Linked DNA regions of Homo sapiens: region 1 is linked to region 2. A link is a loop called in an ENCODE intact Hi-C map of the cell type or tissue named here. Cell type or tissue: GM12878. All regions are shown on one strand. Links, peaks and the distances in the headings refer to the core of each region. The heading gives the core; the rest is flanking DNA. Region 1 has its middle 82 kb from the start of PIK3CG. Region 2 has its middle 19 kb from the start of CBLL1.

Region 1 (2,922 bases), core at 237-2,736, 780 kb after region 2:
AGATGGAGCAATTCTGAGGAGTAATTAAACTCAAGGTGTGGTCATGAGACTCAAGGTACTGTGAGCCTAAGGTGGCTTATGCATGGAGATTTAAAGTCCTCCAGGTGGAAGAAGTGACCCAATTGGCCGAGTTTATGTTGAATGTGTAGTGAGGTCAGAGATGAGAATGACAATGAGCGACTAAAGGAAGTATTAATAGTTTGGAAGCGGAAACAGGAGAATTCTGCAACCTTCCTTGCAATACACACAAACAGAGCTTGAAAATACAGAACAGCTCTTACCCTAGTCCCAGAGGACTGCAGAAAAGTGGTGTCACAGGGACTGCAGAGCTTCTCTCTTATGCAAGGAGAGTAGAGAGCAGGGAATTTATTCGAACAGGTTGAGAATAATAAAGAAGTTTGTTACCACCAAATGAGGAATCCAGATGATAATAAGAATGAAGGAGGAAAATTGGATTTTGGGAGCAGAATAGGGAAGGGGACAGATGATAACTGTGTTCAAGGATGATGGAGGTGTTACTGGAATTCTGATGACAGTTAAGTTTATGCTGGTGCTCAAGCTTGGTCATTACCCATGAGTGGTGGCCTTTGCTTTTCTTTGGCTTTCCACAGGACAAAAGTGAAAACAACTGGGCTGCAAGAAACTTTGGGATATTTGTTTTCTCTCAAGAAAGTAATTTTGACTGTAACATAAGAAGCCACTCTGATAGGAATATCCTCCAAAAGTATTGAATTAAGTGTTAACCTGACATTTTAACACCATAAACATTTTAAACATTAGTTCTTAGTTTTTGCCTTTGCCATACTCTACATCTGAGGTCAGATACAAATGTGCTTCTGTGAAATAGTTTTCTGAAAAGTTTTTATGAATTATAACTTATATATATACATAATGTACTTTTTTCTAAAAAGATACATACAGTGGGTTCAAGACAAGGAGGAAGAATTATATCAGTGTGAAAATAGAAGCTATTTGGTCTAAGTTGGAAAACCAGCAAAGAACATTATTTCTTGCTAAAGGATTAGGAAAGACTTAAAATAGTTATCTAAATTGTCAATTCAGGAACATTTTTGTGCAATATACAAAGGGTTCATTAGCCTACTCACAATGATTTTTGACATTGCCTTTTCTTTTTGTCATCCAGACCTACTCTGATATCTTCAGGTAAAGAGATGTAAAAAAGTTCTTTGGAGAAAATCTCAATTCTCTCACAACAGATAAGAAGATACTCTCCAGAGAAAGACAGCTGAGGGTTCTTGAGCTAATGACTAAAACCCCTAAGGCCACTTCTAGTTGGTTAATTCTGACCCCTGGGGGTTGGTTTCTGCAAACGCATCTACTTCAACACTAAGGCAGGACATGCATGACTATAAACTGGCTGGCCCTGCTTTTAAAAAAGAACCTTCACTGAACTGAAGCAAGAATGTGGAGCCATTCATTACCAAATTGAAGAGAAAAAGTGGTATTAAGAGGCACTTAAATGCAAAAGTGAACTCATTTAAAAAATAAAACAAAACAAAGGACTTCATAATGTACTGGCAATAATAATTACCCAGAAAAGGATGCATTATTTACAAAATCATAAAATGTCATTGTTTGTCAATTTTCTTCATAAAGACAAAAACTGGTAAATCACAGTACTTCTGTTTTTTTCTTTCTATCTTTCTTTTTTTTTTTTTGAGACGGATTCTCGCTCTGTTGTCGAAGCTGGAGTGCAATGGTATGATCTTAGCTCACTGCGACTTCTGCCTCCCAGGTTCAAGTGATTCTCCTGCGTCAGCCTCTGGAGTAGCTGGGATTACAGGCCCTTGCCACCATGCCCAGCTAATTTTTGTATTCTTAGTAAAGATGTGGTTTCACCAGGTTGGCCAGGCTGGTCTAGAACTCCTGACCTCAGGTGATCCACCTGCCTTGGCCTCCCAAAGTGCTGGGATTATAGGTGTGAGCCACTGCACCCGGCCCTACAGTACCTCTTTCATTAAAGCATCAAATATGTGCCAGGTATGTGCAAATGTACTGTTACATGGCCCATGTAACAGGAGAGAGTAGGATGGTGCCATTTAGCTCTGGGGAAGCTTATATTGGTAATAGATGGAATTAGTAAAGGTAGGAATCTTAACTTATAATTTTATTTTAAAAAGGCACAATAAGTATGAGAATGAAAAAAGATTCAGCATATGAGACTAAGGCTGCAAGGAATTCAGTATTTTTCTCATTTGTCCTAATACCTCATGGTAGAGAATAGGCCCTCGGGGAGCTAAATCTTTAGGTTTGTGAAAGACTGAGAGTTGAATTGCTGCTAATGCCAAGTCCCCAAAATAAAATAAGAAACTAGTTAGCTGAAATTCCTGAAGGTCTTTAATATCACCACAAAATACAGATCATGTGAAAGAGAGATTTTGCTCAAGAGCATCTTCTAAAAATCCTCAAAGAATACTTTCCCCATTATTTCTACTATTCAGCCATTGATTGATAGAACTGGCTGTAGCATAGAACTGTTTCTATGCAGTGGCATTTGATGAGTAGGGTCTCATTTGTGCAAATAGGGTAGAGGTAGGGAAACTTTCTAGTCCTAATACAACTGTGGCCAAGTGGAAGGCTTTGAGTATTTCTACTAGAAAATGTTGTTTCCTGGTTTGACCCCAGAAATTAAATGGTGGGCAACCCAGTAGATCTTAATCAAAACTGTGAGGCAAAATTTGTCCTTGGTCCATTCATCAACACTCTTTCAAGCTTTTTTTTTTTTTTGAGCACGTAGGCCAGGCATGATGGCTCACGTCTGTAATCCCAGCACTTTGGGAGGCTGAGGTGGGTGGATCACTTGAGCTTAGGAGTTCAAGATCAGCCTGGACAACAGGATAAAACCCTGACTCTAGAAAAAAATACAAAAATTAGTCAGGTGTGGTAGTGCGTGCCTGTAGT
Region 2 (2,922 bases), core at 333-2,832:
TGGAAGCACGTAACTTGTCTGGTTTCACAAGTTCATAGCTGGAGAGGAATTTTGCCTCAGGATGAATCTTATCTGTACCTGGTTTAGATATTTAAATGAGACTTTTTACTTTAGATTTCAGAATTGATCCTGCAATAAGACTTTTGGGGATTGTTGGGATGAAATGAATGTATTTTGCATGCAGTAAAGACATGAATTTTGGGGGACCAGGGGGCAGAATATTATGGAGTGTATCCTCCCCCAATTTCATGTGGATGCTGTAACCCTCAGTGATGGTATTTGGGTATGGGGCCTTTGGGAGGTAATTAGCATTAGATGAGGTCATGAAGATTGGGCCCTCATGATGGGATTAGTTTCCTTATAGGAAGAAACACCAGAGAGCTTGCATGTGCCTGCCCCGAGGAAAGGTCTTGTGAGCCACACTGCAAGAAGGCTGCTGTCTGCAAGCCAAGGAGGGAGGTCTCACCAAAACCCAGTCATGCCAGCACCCTGATCTGACTTCCAGCCTCCAGAACTATGAGAAAATAAATTTCTGCTATTTCCACCACCCAGTCTATGGCATTTTGTTATGGCAGCCCAAGCTGACTAATATACCTGGGAATGACCTAATTTCCCTGAGTTGCACAGAAGATCCTTTACAGTACCATGAAAATAAAATATACTAGAAAGAGAAAAGATTGGTACTTAATTGCAGTGAATCTCTCACTGAGAGGCTAGAGAATAATATACTCTTTCTTTGTTAGGAATAAACACTCCAGATTGTTGGAACAGAGTGTGAGCTCTCTATCTAATTTGCTATATGGGGAGGAGAGTGTCAGTCTTCACCTAACTTTAGCTATTCTATTTATTGTTACTGTTTGCTTATCTCCTGCAATAAGAGGCAATACAAATGATAGCCTAGTTCTCCTTAACCTAAAGGAATTCAGAATGAATCTTGTCTGCCCAGTGTCCAATTCAGGACATTTATTTGGCCCTTTATTAATGCCCCAGGGAACAATCTACCTGCTTCCTTGGACCCTGTTAACATTTAAATCTTTTTCAGCTATCTCTAGGGTGTTAAACCACACCATCAACATTCACTTATCAAAAGAAATTGTACTGATTTCTTTAATTGTAGAATTGACTCAGTGTTTTAGAATAGTAGTTAAAGGATTTGGGCTCTGGAATTTAACTCAGCAGTTTACTTCCCGAGTGGCCTTCCTTAGGCAATTCACTTAACCTTTCTTTTTCTCAATTTCCATTATCTGTAAAATGAGGATACCTGTTCCCACCTGTAGTGTTTTTGTGGAAATTACATTAGCCAGTGAGGCCAGGTGTGGTGGCTCACACCTGTAATCCCAATGCTTTGGGATGCTGTGGTGGGACAATTGCTGGAGCCCAGGAGTTTGACGCTGCAGTGAACTGTGATTGTGCCACTGCACTCTTGCCTGGGCAACAGAGCAAGATCCTGACCCTAAAAATAATAATAAGTAAGTAAATAAAAAATAAATTAGCCAAAGAATTTAAATAACTAGCATCACAACTTTCACAATGCCTAACAAATAATAAGCACTTAATGACTGTGAGTCATCTTCGTCTTTGTCTTCATCATCCTCAAATTTGACAGGTAGATAAAAATCCTAGACAGAAACCGTTTTAGGAGATGGTGTCCACTAGGTGGCACCAGTCACAGGTAAATAAAGTCTCCCACATACGTTTCACCAAAAGTTTGGAAGTCATGAAGAGATGTAAAATATTTTGCATTATTGCAATGGCAATAATGCAATATATAGAGAGAGATATATAAATATATTGTGGCCCCAAAACTAGATATTTCCTCCCAAATAATTACCTAATGGATGTCTTACAAGCAAACATGTTCTGATTTGTGATTCCCAGGCCCCAGGAGATTCTGATGCAGGGATCAGCAGACGAACTTTGAGAAACTCTCGTTTTCTGTAGCTGGGTATGATGGTACGATACTAAACCTCACCATCTCAGGAGTGTAATTAGGGTCAGGTTTGGCTAACAACTGGAGCTTTTGTTTTGCAGAAATATATTCCTCCTACTTATGTTGTAGCAGGGTGTGATTTGGAGAAGAACCCTGTTGAAGGTCAGAGATTTTGTACCTAACATTCTGTGGAAGGAAACTCTTTGTGGGCAGTAGGGAGGGGAGTAGACAGCTGACACAGGGACAAGAACTTGGTTGGAAGAGCAAGAGTTCAAATAAGGTTTTTAGGCAGTTTTTCTACATGACAAGTAAATATCCACAATCCTTTTGTAATTGGATGTTTTTCTGATATCTGAGAAACTCTTAGTAAAGCAAGAACAAAATGGGCTAGACATTTGAGTTATAATACTTTTCAACTTTTCTGTCTTGACTCCTTTCTGTTATCCCTAAGCCTTCAAGCAAAATCTTATTAAACATATCCTAGTTATGTTTAAGGGAGGTAAGGCTGTGTCCATCTTTGAGATGTATTATTATACCAGTTGAAACTGAGTTATAGAATTAAGGTGACAAACTTTTAAACATGTGAATGCACTCATTAATAAAGAAATTGAATAAAAGCCTGGAATTCCTACATAGGATGGACTGTTTTGTCATTTGGGTATCAAAGGGCAAGGTGATCCCAGAAGACTGGCCATGGTAATACTCTAAATCGGCTGAAGACCTAGGGGCTGGAGATGGATCCCAGACGGGGAGAAGTTGACAGAAAAAAAGCATAAAAGGGTAAAAGTGAAGAGGAGATGTAAGCAAATTGGAACATAATTAAATTGGGTAGAAGTTGAAAAGAGCATTTTGGGAAGTCGATCTGTCCTGGCCTTTCTGTCTTAGAAAGAAATAAAAGAGAGGCCTGTGGCAGAACCATTCCTTCAACTTCCTGACCCCCAACTCCCATCCCATCCTAAATTCCTTTCATCCCAGAGAAAGGGGAGTATTCA

Evidence for each region. Hi-C counts contacts between places; a loop is a spot of excess contacts. Peaks named below come from ENCODE experiments on the same cell type or tissue, not always from the same donor. Only the 100,000 strongest peaks of a DNase experiment are listed, where the experiment ranks them.
Region 1: it touches region 2 in a loop (4-fold over the local background); 14 of 110 quality-filtered maps call a loop at or near these places.

Annotation. Positions count from the first base shown.
Region 1 is chr7:106,945,821-106,948,742 of GRCh38, reverse strand. No RefSeq gene overlaps it. Among named protein-coding and RNA genes, the nearest start is that of PIK3CG, 82 kb to the right of the region's middle. In GM12878, for the core only: a CTCF peak has its summit at 1,318 (motif pointing left); a DNase peak (open chromatin) is centred at 1,334.
Region 2 is chr7:107,724,059-107,726,980 of GRCh38, reverse strand. No RefSeq gene overlaps it. Among named protein-coding and RNA genes, the nearest start is that of CBLL1, 19 kb to the left of the region's middle. In GM12878, for the core only: a CTCF peak has its summit at 1,662 (motif pointing right); a DNase peak (open chromatin) is centred at 1,660.